Regions from separate parts of the Homo sapiens genome. Here region 1 is linked to region 2. Evidence: chromatin loops called from intact Hi-C (ENCODE). Cell type or tissue: heart right ventricle. All regions are shown on one strand. Each heading gives the region's core, and the rest is flanking DNA. Links, peaks and the distances in the headings are about the cores only. Region 1 has its middle 92 kb from the start of HS3ST2. Region 2 has its middle 19 kb from the start of HS3ST2.

Region 1 (5,384 bases), core at 302-5,301, 73 kb after region 2:
TCCTATCTTCAGACTGAAAGTGCAGCATGTGCTCTTTCTGGCTATAAAGGTTACCAGCGTTCAGACTGTAACTACACCATCAGCTCTCCTGGATCTCCAGCTTGCTGATAGCAGATCTTGGGACTTGTCAGCCTCCATAATCACATGAGCCAATTCTGAATGAGTGAATGAATGAATGAATATCCTATTGGTTCCGTTGTTTCTCTGGAGAACCCTGAGTAACACTGACTACTCACTGACTATGTAACCTCTCTGTGCCTCAGTTTCCTCATTTTTTAAATAGGGAAAATAATAATCCTCTATTAAATGTTAGTTATCATTATTGTTGTTGTTATTATTACAACATACTGCCAAGCACTGCTAGGGGAAAAGCATACATCATACAAGCACAAATGTGGAGACTTCAAATTCAACTCCAGTTTTGCTGGGTCACTCAGCATTCAGGGAAATCCTTTTTTTAAAATTTGAAATAGAGATAATTTAATTTATGAAGTCGTTTATGCAGATGTTAGAAGAGCTCATAAGCCTCAGGTAAGAGGAGATGTTTTTGCCATTCTTTCACTACAGGGGGAAAAGCAGAAGGCAGAGTTACTGGACGGGAATAAATGAGGACAACCCGGAACTGCGTGGAGGAACCTGGAGTCATGGAAGAGAAGTAGCTGCTGATGGAAACCACACTTAAAGCACAGGGAAAAAAAAGGGAGAAATACTCGCCTTTTTGCCTTATTCTGCCTTCCAAGCTCCAGCCAGTTCTTAATAGGGGCCATATGCTGCCAAGATTTAGCTGACAAGGTAGCCTGGGAAACACTACCTGCAGGGGTGAAGACCTGCCATACACATAGAGCAAGGGAATCACGAAGAATGGATCAGGAAGCACAAGGCCATGCACTATGTAGGCATACAATAGTTGTCTCACACTGAGCAAATGCAAAACCTACCTGCTGATGTTTATCCATGATCCTACTTCGCTCACAATTAGTGCGCCTCAGTGGAAACATCATCTTTTTTTTTTTCACTTTTTTTTTTTTTAACTGTACTTTCAGTTCTGGGATACATGTGCGGAATGTGCAGGTTTGTTACATACGAATACATGCGCCATGGTGGTTTGCCACACCCATCAACCCATCATCTACATTAGGTATTTCTCCTAATGCTATCCCTCCCTGGGAAATCCATTTATACTCCCCTTGTCATCTCCCTCTCCTGTACCCCTCAGCAGCTGATGAGCTTGAAACCCACGTGATCACTTCTCTGTCCCCTAAGTTGGCCCCAGCCCCCTTGGATTGGACCCTGCCTTCCATTTTGTAGAGAAAAGTATGGCTCTCAGCCATGAACTTGTTAATTAATTTTGTTTCATACCCTTATCCTTTTCATCTTGCGCCCTCTCCCTCCTTAGGGACATTCTTCCCCCATTAACTTTTTGGTTTTTTTTTTTTTTTTTTTTTTCCTTTTTGACACGGAGTCTTGCTCTGTCATCCAGGCTGGAGTGTAGTGCAATCTTGACTCATTGCAACCTCCTCCTCCCAGGTTCAAGTTCTTCTCGTGCCTCAGCCTCAGCCTCTGGAGTAGCTGGGATTACAGGTGTGTGCCACTACACCCGGTTAATTTTTGTATTTTTAGTAAAGATGGGGTTTCACCATGTTGGCCAGGCTGGTCTCGAACTCCTGACCTCAAGTGATCTACCCGCCTTGGCCTCCCAAAGTGCTGGTGAGAGGTGACAGCGTGTTGGCAGCCCTGGCAGCCCTCGTATCCCTCGTTTGCTCTCAGAGCCTCCTCGGCCTTGGTGTCCGCTCTGGCCATGCTCGAGGAGCCCTTCAGCCCACCACTGCGCTGTGGAGGCCCCTCTCTGGGCTGGCCGAGGCCAGAGCCGGCTCCCTGAGCTTGCGGGGAGGTGTGGAGGGAGAGGCACGGGCAGGAACCGAGGCTGCGTGCGGCGCTTGCTGGCCAGCGCGAGTTCCAGGTAGGCGTGGGCTCAGCGGGCCGGCACTCGGAGCTGCTGGCCAGCGCCACCGGCCCCGGGTGGTAAGGGGCGTAGCACTCAGGCCAGCAGCTGTGGAGGGTGCGACGGGTGCCCCAGGAGTGCCCGCCGGCCGACATTGCGCTCAAATTCTCACCAAGCCTCAGCTGCCTCCCCACGTGGGCTCCTGCGTGGCCGAGCCTCCCCGACAAGCTCCGCTCCCTGCTCCACGGCACCCGGTCCCATCCACCGCCCAAGGGCTGAGGAGTGTGGGCGCAGGCTAGGCGCGGGACTAGTGGGCAGCTCCACTGGTGGCCCTGGTGCGGGATCCACTGGGTGAAGCCAGCTGGGCTCCTGAGTGTAGTGGGGACTTCGAGAACCTTTATGTCTAGCTAAGGGATTGTAAATACACCAATCAGCACTCTGTGTCTAGCTCAAGGATTGTAAATGCACCAATCAGCACCCTGTGTCTAGCTCAGGGTTTGTGAATGCACCAATCAGTGCTCTGTGCCTAGCTAATCTAGCGGGACTTGGAGAACTTTTGTGTCTAGCTCAGGGATTGTAAACGCACCAATCAGCACCCTGTCAAAACAGACCAACCAGCTCTCTGTAAAACAGACCAATGAGTTCTCTGTAAAATGGACCAATCAGCAGGATGTGGGTGGGGCTAGATAAGGGAATAAAAGCAGCCAGCAGCAGCTGCCCGAGCCAGTAGTGGCTACCTGCTCAGGTCGTATTCCACGCTGTAGAAGCTTTGTTCTTTGGCTCTTTGCAAAAAATCTTGCTGCTGCTCAGTCTTTGGGTCTGCACTACCTTTACGAGCTGTAACACTCACTGCCAAGGTCTGCAGCTTCACTCTTGAAGCCAGCGAGACCATGAACCCACCATGAGAAATGAACAACTATGGATGTGCTGCCTTTAGAGCTGTAAACACTCACTGTGAAGGTCTGCGACTTCACTCCTGAAACCAGCGAGATCACAAACCCACTAGAAGGAAGACACTCCGAACGTATCCAAACATCAGAAGGAACGAATTCTGGACACATCACCTTTAAGAACTGTAACACCACGAGGGTCCGCGGCTTCATTCTTGAAGTCAGTGAGACCAAGCACCCACTAAGTCTGGACACACGGGGATTACAGGCATCAGCCACCGTGCCCAGTCCACTTTTCCTTCTTTTTCAGGTTCTAGCCTCTCCCTTTCCCATTGCTCCTTCTACTTTAACCAAAAATCAGGCCTGAGGCCATCATGTTAGAGGCATGGCTGGGTCCTCCTCCTCCCTGGTGCCCGATTCTCCTCCTACCCCACTTGTCAAGCTCTCTCAAATGCTGATCTGCACCTGCCATTTCCTGGCTTTAGTGCCACTCCCTCCAGAGCAGCTGGTGAAAGGAAATGAGCCATGCAGATTGCTGGGGTCGGAATATTCTAGACAGAGGGATCAAAATGCGCAGGTTCGGAGGTGGGAGTGTGCTTGGTTTCGTTGAGGAACAAACATCCAGGCCAGTGTGGAACAGAGGGAGAAAGGAAGAGCGTCTTGGCAGTGAAACCCAGGCAGCAGCTGTGGTCCAGATGTGGCAGCAGGGAGTTGGCTTTGACTCTGAAGTGGAGAGGTATGGGGGCGGTGGGGGGGAGGTGTGTGGTTAGAATACAAGTGGTGTGCTCTGACTTACATTTTAAATGTCTCCTTTGGCAGAGAGGCAATAGCAGAAACAGGGAGACCCATCAGAAGGCAATTACAATAACGCAGGCAAGAGAAGACAGGGCTTAGATCGGAATGGAAGCATCGCAGGCATCGAGAGATGCAGTCTAATTGGATATATTTTGAAGGCAGAGCCAAGAGAATCATCTGGTTCTATGGACATGGACTGTCCGAGAAAGAGAAACATGAAGGATGCCCCCAAGGCTTTGTCCTTCCTCACCTGCCACCCACCCATATTGCTGCCACCTGCGGCCACCTGGCCTCCTTCCCCAGGGCTGTCATAAGCGTTGCTTTTATAACAGCCTAAAATGTAAAACTCTAGCCTAAATTTGTCCCTAAAATTGCAAAGGTAAATATATATAATAAGATAATCATAGCAGGAAGACAGGGAAGAGAAAAAAAATGTGGCCGGGCACTGTGACTCACGCCTGTAATCCCAGCACTTTGGGAGGCCAAGGCAGGTAGATCACCTGAGGTCAGGAGCTTGAAATCACCCTGGCCAACATGGCGAAACCCTGTCTCTACTAAAAATACAAAATTAGCCGAACGTGGTGGTACATGCCTGTAATTCCAGCTACTGCAGAGGCTGAGGCAGGAGAATCACTTGAAACCGGGAGGCAGAGGTTGCAGTGAGCTGAGATCCTGCCATTGCACTCTAGCCTGGAAAACAAGAGTGAAACTCTGTCTCAAAAAAAAAGAAAAAGGAATGTAGTGAAAAATTAGTTAAATCCTCATCCGTCATGGCTGGCAGTCAATACATAATGTCCACAATTGATAAATCAAGAAACAACAGTTTTTGCATATTATGTAGAGATGTGGAGGTAACTACTAGAAGAAATATTTTGACCGGGTGCAGTGGCTCACACCAGCACTTTGGGAGGCCAAGGCGGGCAGAGCACATGAGGTCAGGAGTTCAAGACTAGCCTGCTCAACACAGTAAAATCCTGTCTTTACTAAAAATACAAAAATCAGCCTGGCATGGTGGCATGTCCCTGTAATGCCGGCTACTCAGGAGGCTAAGGTGGGAGGATCACTTGAACCTGGGGGCAGAGGTTGCAATGAGCCAAAATCACGCCTCTGCACTCCAACCTGGGTGACAGAGCAAGGCTCCATCTCAGAAACAAAAACGAAAAAAAACTATTTGTATTGTTTTGTTTCTTCCCCTCCACCCTCTTTTTTTTTTTTTACAGTGAACATATATTATTTTCGTTTAAAAATTTTTAAAAGCTCTTCTAGTCTAACAATTCTTCAGCTCAAGTCTCGTCATATCCTCCTGTGTTTAACCAGTGGTTACATTTCTTTATTTATTCAGCCTTTTTAAAATTCCCTTTATTGGCATTATAATGTTGATCTTGCCATAAATTTTTTAAAGAGCTTCAGCAAAACAGAAATGCTTTAGCTCCCAAATGACACTGCCTGTAAACACCGTTTATAAGCTTGTTTCCTGTAACATTTTTTGAGTAAAAGAGCTTAGAGTTTCAGATCAAATGAGCTGTTTGTATGTTTTGGGTTTTCTTTGACATAGCTCATGGCATATCTGTGTGTGCTGAATTTGCAAACGTGACATGGAAACGATGACAGAGAACTAATTGGCATTGTTTCCAATTATTAAGCTGCTTGTTAAATATTCATACAAAACAAAACCAATCTTGGATGGCTCTGTGATTCCTAAAGCCCGAAGTGACTGGCTAAATGGCTTTTGCAATCTGGACCTACAATCTTGTCCT
Region 2 (5,384 bases), core at 106-5,105:
CCAGAGTATATAAGTGCTCCTCTTTCTCCACATCCATACCAGCATTTTTATTGTCTTTTCGATGATAGTCATTCTAACAGGTGTGAGATGGTATCTCATTGTGGTTTTGATTTGCATTCCCCTGATGATTAGTGATGTTAAGCATTTTTTTCAAATACCTGTTGACCATTTGTATGCATTCTTTTGGGAAATGTCTATTCAGATCTTTTGTCCATTTTTAATCAGATTCTTTTTCTACTGAGTCATTTGAATTTCTTATATATTCTGGATATTAATCCCTTGTCAGATCCATAGTTTGCAAATATTTTCTACCATTATCTAAGTTGCCTCTTCACTCTGTTGATTATTTCCTTTGCTGTGAAGAAGCTTTTTGGTTGGGGTTATCTCATTTGTCTATTTTTGCTTTCATTACTGTGCTTTTGAGGTCACTAAAAAATCTTTGCCCGGACCAGCCATGAAGCATTTCTCTTATGTTTTCTTCCAGGAGTTTTATTGTTTCAGGTCTTACATTTAAGTCTTTAATTCATGTTGAGTTGATTTTTGTACATGTTGAGAGATAGTGGTCTAGCCTCATTCTTCTGAATGTGAATACAGTTTTCTCAGAACCGTTTATTAAAGAGGCTGCCTTTTCTCCATTTTGTGTTTTTGGTACCTTTCTCAAAAGTCAGCTGGCTGTAAGTTGGCGGATTTTTTTCTGTGTTCTCTATTCTGCTCCACTGGTCGATGTGTCTATCTTTATGTCAGTACCATGCTATTTTGGCTATCATAGCTTTGAAATATAATTTGAAGTCAGGTAGTGTGAGGCTGCCAGCTTTGATCTTTTTGCTCGAGAATGCTTTGATTATTTGAGGTCTTTTGTTGTTCCATATGAATTTTAAGTTTTTTTTTATTTTTGTGAAGAATGTCATTGGTATTTTGATAGGGACTGCACTAAATCTGTAGATCACTACAGTAGTATAGACATTCTTACAATATTAATTCTCCCAATAACTAGGAGCATGGTACTATTCATAATATTCAAGATATGGAATCAACCTAAGTGTCCAGCAATGAATTCATGGATAAAGAAAATGTGGTATATATGCATAATGGAATACTACTCATCCATAAAAGGAATGAAACCCTGTCATTTGCAGCAACATGGATAAACCTGGAGGACATCATGTTAGGTGAAATAATCCAAGCACAGAAAGACAAATACAGCATGATCTCACTCACAGGTAGAATCTACAGAAATTGATCACATAGATGTAGGGAGTAGAATAATGGTCACCAGGGAAGGGAAGGGGAGAAGTGGGATAAAGAGGGATTGCTCAATGCATGCAAAGTTACATTAAATAGAAAAAATAAGTTCTAATGTTCTGTTCCACAGTAGGATGAGCATGGTTAACAATATTGTATTGCATATTTCAAAATAGCCAGAAGAGAAGACTTGAATGTTCTCACCACAAAGAAATGATAAATGTATGAAGTGATGGACATGCTAAACACCCTGATTTGATTATTACACAAGGTGCACATGTATCAAAACATCACATTGTATCCCATAAATATGTACAATTATTATGTGACAATTAAAAAGTAATCAAGAAATAAAATCTTTAAAAACACTTTCACACATGTATCTCAGAACTTAAAGTATAATTTAAAAAAACCACACATTCAATACACACAACACAATGTTATAACATGCTTTAGATCCTGTTATCTGCCAGAAGCTGAATTTGAGATTTGCTTTCTCTTTGTTTAGAAGAGGAATAAGCAAGAGAGGCGTTAAAGACATTTTAGCACCAGACTGATAGTTCTTGATGTAATCAGAAGGACTGAAAGAGGTTTGTAAAAGAAGAACTTTCTTTGTGAATTGATGGCTGTGTGATGCCTAATATTATCTTGGTACTCGTAAACACCCCACACTTGGAGAAACATTGCTCTAGCCCAATGTTTGCTTTTATTTCTAGTGAGAGCCTTTATATGCCTCTTTTCCTATCTTAGCTGGACCCAAAAGTAAGCTTGAATATGATTTTGGATCCTTTTTCCTTTAAACCAGGCTAACCATCTATTGACCAATAAATCTCCCTGAGAGATTCCAACTTGGTAGGTCTGAATCGCAGCTCAAAAGCTGTATTTCTAAAAAGTGCACCAGGTGATTCCAATGGGAAGACAGCTTTGGGAAACTTTTGCCTAGGATCTATCCTTAAGCAGCAAGGTAATGCCAGTATCCCCAGCAGAACCTGGCTTACCTCACCCTCCCCTCAACCACTCTGCTCAAGTGCCCCCAAACTAAATTCCTCTAAAATGCCTCAGCTATGAAAGGTTCTCCCATCTCTTATCATCTTCCCGCAAAACTGAAAAATCTGTTCTTTATTAATAATCCCTAAAAGCATCCCACCCTAATCCTACACTTGGGGTGTGGAGAGGGGGAGAAGAAAAGAAAGAGACCAGAGAATGCCTGCCTTCTCTCCACCACAAGGGTAACACATGTTCACCTCCCAGTCACTCACCATGTTTTTTTCAGTTTCTACTGGGATTTCTCAGTCCTATCTCTGCAACTTCAACCTCTGTGAATCCTTGGTCCTAAAGAAGGCTGGTGAGAGGAGAGGGTAGCAGGCTAACAGTGTTAAAGTATCATTGAACTCAGCTTACAGAGCACCCTAGGATGTTTTCACCATCCAGTGAACTCATCCTAATGGGTTTTCTGGTTCAGAATCAAACATTTGTAGGCAGCATTGGTCAGGTTTTCTATAGTTAAGGCAGATAGCTGCTAACATATATGTTGATTTGGAGGTGATCTCTACCAGCCTACTCTCTAGAGGATGTCCAGTGTAGAGGTAAACCTTGGAGTTCCTGGAACCAGGCGTACTTGTATTCAAGCCTGTCTGTGCTACTTGCTACCCAAGTGACCTTGACTAAGTGATCTAACCTCTTACCATCTCGGTTTTCTTATCTCTGTTGGGGGTGGCAATAACAAAAGGGACTATGTCTTAGAGTTGTCATGAGAGTAAAAAGTGTAAAGAGATTTGCATGCTGCCTGATAGAAGTGAATGTTCAAAAAAGATTAGCCTTTATTGTGATCAATAGCATTGTCATCATCATCAATCTATGAATTTCTGAGCCGACAATTGGATAATATCATAGTGGACATTTGTTCTTTTAAGCTGCTCAGCTTTGAGCACCTTTCCTATGTTTATGCAATTCCCTACACTAAGTCTTGGTGGCAGGCAAAACCTTAAGCTGAAAAGTGTCAGATTTCACTTTCCTGGACTCCCTTGCAGCTAGGGAAATCCAGACTCTGGCTGTGTCCCTTCCCATGGGGTGAGGAGTCCACAGGGCCAGGAGATGTGTTCATCTATGACCCCCCCTGCCCACCTTATAGACCACATTCCAGGTATCCTGGATCCTGGAATATCTGGTCAAACAGCTTCAATTCATTTCCAAGCCTGTACAGTCTCCTCCCCAAATCCATTATTTAGAGGGTGGACTGCATGCATATCCTGAGGCTCAAAGGGTGGCCACGAAGTGACTGTTTGCAGGGACAGGATGGGGGTAGTGTGTGGATGGTGCTTGGATGCTTACATGCCTGTGTATAAGGCAACTTAAAGTGGAGAACGAGTCAGTGGTGGAAAGAGAAAGGGGTTGAGCCACCTACCAGGCTGGCTCTCCCTCTGCCATCACCTTCATTTGAACTGGGCCTTTCAGGATGTTCTGAAGGCATATTATAGAATATATTTTATGTAATAGTTTCCTAGGTTTGGTTTATAACTTCTAAATGTTTAAGCATACAGTAGTTTGGCCTTCAATTGTGCTCTTGCTCTAAGTCCTGAAAATGTTAGGAATTGTCTGTGCACCTGCTCTGGTCTTTGAATCAGGAGCAAAAGACACAAGGAAGCAAGGACTACAGAGAGTCTCCACCCACCACTGTTTGTGTGTGTGGTGGGGGGAGGCAGTGTGTGTGTGTGTGTCTGTGTGGCAGTGTGTGTGTGTGTCTTTGTGGCTGTGTGTGTGTGTTTGTCTGCATGGCAGTGGCAGCTGCAGCAAGATTAACATTCCAAAGGCAAGTGGTAGCACGAAGAATGGGGTCTTTCAGAGTCCATTGCTGGTGGTGTTGATGGCAAGCTGCATCTACTGCTGGGGTAGCAGCAGCAGTACCCTAACTAGACCATTTTTGAGAGGATATGGCCAGAGATTTCTACTGGTCAGCCTCTTTTTTTGCTTGTCTCCACTTTTCCCTTTCTCCAGACATCTCAGCAATTCTATGAACTACCCAACAGCATTTTATTCTCTCTTTTAAAAGGTTTACTTATTTCCACCCCTTGAGTCCATGTGTCCAGTAGAAAAAACAATAGAACACTCAAGGAAATAAAAGAAAGTTACAATTAAAGTTACCCACAATCTTGTCACCCTGAAGAATTGACTGTTATCATTTCAGCATAACCTTCCAGATTTTATATGTAACCATTAATATAGACATACAAAATTACAAAAATAATTCATAGAGTATATTCTGCTTTGCAACCTAATTTTTTCACAAAACCGTATATTGTGGACATCTTTATATGCCAATGCATTTTTCTTTTATATTTTTATTATGAATTTTTTTGAGACAGAGTCTCAGTCTGTCACCTGGGCTGGAGTGCAGTGGTGTGATCCCAGTTCACTGCAACCTCTACCCCCAGGGTTCAAGTGATTCTCATGCCTCAACCTCCCAAGTAGCTGGGATTACAGGCCCCGCCACCACACCCAGCTAATTTTTGTATTTTTGATGGCAACGGGATTTTGCCTTATTGGCCAGGCTGGTCTTAAACTCTTGACCTCAAGTGATCCGCCTACCTCGGCCTCCCAAAGTGCTAGGATTACAGGCGTCAGCCACTGTACCTGACCCATTTTTCTTTTTGTTAATTCAATTTGCTATTTTGAGTAATTTGTAGATTCACATGCAATTGTACGACATAATACAAGGAGAGCCCATGTATCCTTTACCCAATTTCTCCCAGTGGTGACATCTTGGAAAACTATTGTATCACAACCAGGATATTGACCTTTTTTTTTTTTTTTTTTTTGAGACAGGGTCTTGCTCTGTTGCCGAGTCTGGAGTGCAGTGATGCTATCATAGCTCCCTGTAGCCTCAAACTCCTGGGATCAAACGATCCTCCTGCCTTAGCCTCCTGAGTAGCTGGGATTACAGATGCAGGCAAATGCATCCAGCTAATTTTTAAATTTAGACCTTGACATTAATCCACTGATATTATTCAGATTTCCCCTGTTTTACTTGTGCTCATTTGTGTGTGTATTTAGTTGAATATGGTATTATTGTGTTCATTTATCCACCATCACAGTCAAGATACAGAACAGTTCCATCATCACAAGGATCTTTCATGTGTCCTTTA

The links. Peaks named below come from ENCODE experiments on the same cell type or tissue, not always from the same donor. Only the 100,000 strongest peaks of a DNase experiment are listed, where the experiment ranks them.
Region 1: it touches region 2 in a loop (2.3-fold over the local background); 4 of 110 quality-filtered maps call a loop at or near these places.

What each region holds. Positions count from the first base shown.
Region 1 is chr16:22,719,840-22,725,223 of GRCh38, reverse strand. No RefSeq gene overlaps it. Among named protein-coding and RNA genes, the nearest start is that of HS3ST2, 92 kb to the left of the region's middle. In heart right ventricle, for the core only: no CTCF peak of the experiment used is centred there; a DNase peak (open chromatin) is centred at 3,383.
Region 2 is chr16:22,792,460-22,797,843 of GRCh38, reverse strand. No RefSeq gene overlaps it. Among named protein-coding and RNA genes, the nearest start is that of HS3ST2, 19 kb to the left of the region's middle. In heart right ventricle, for the core only: no CTCF peak of the experiment used is centred there; no DNase peak of the experiment used is centred there.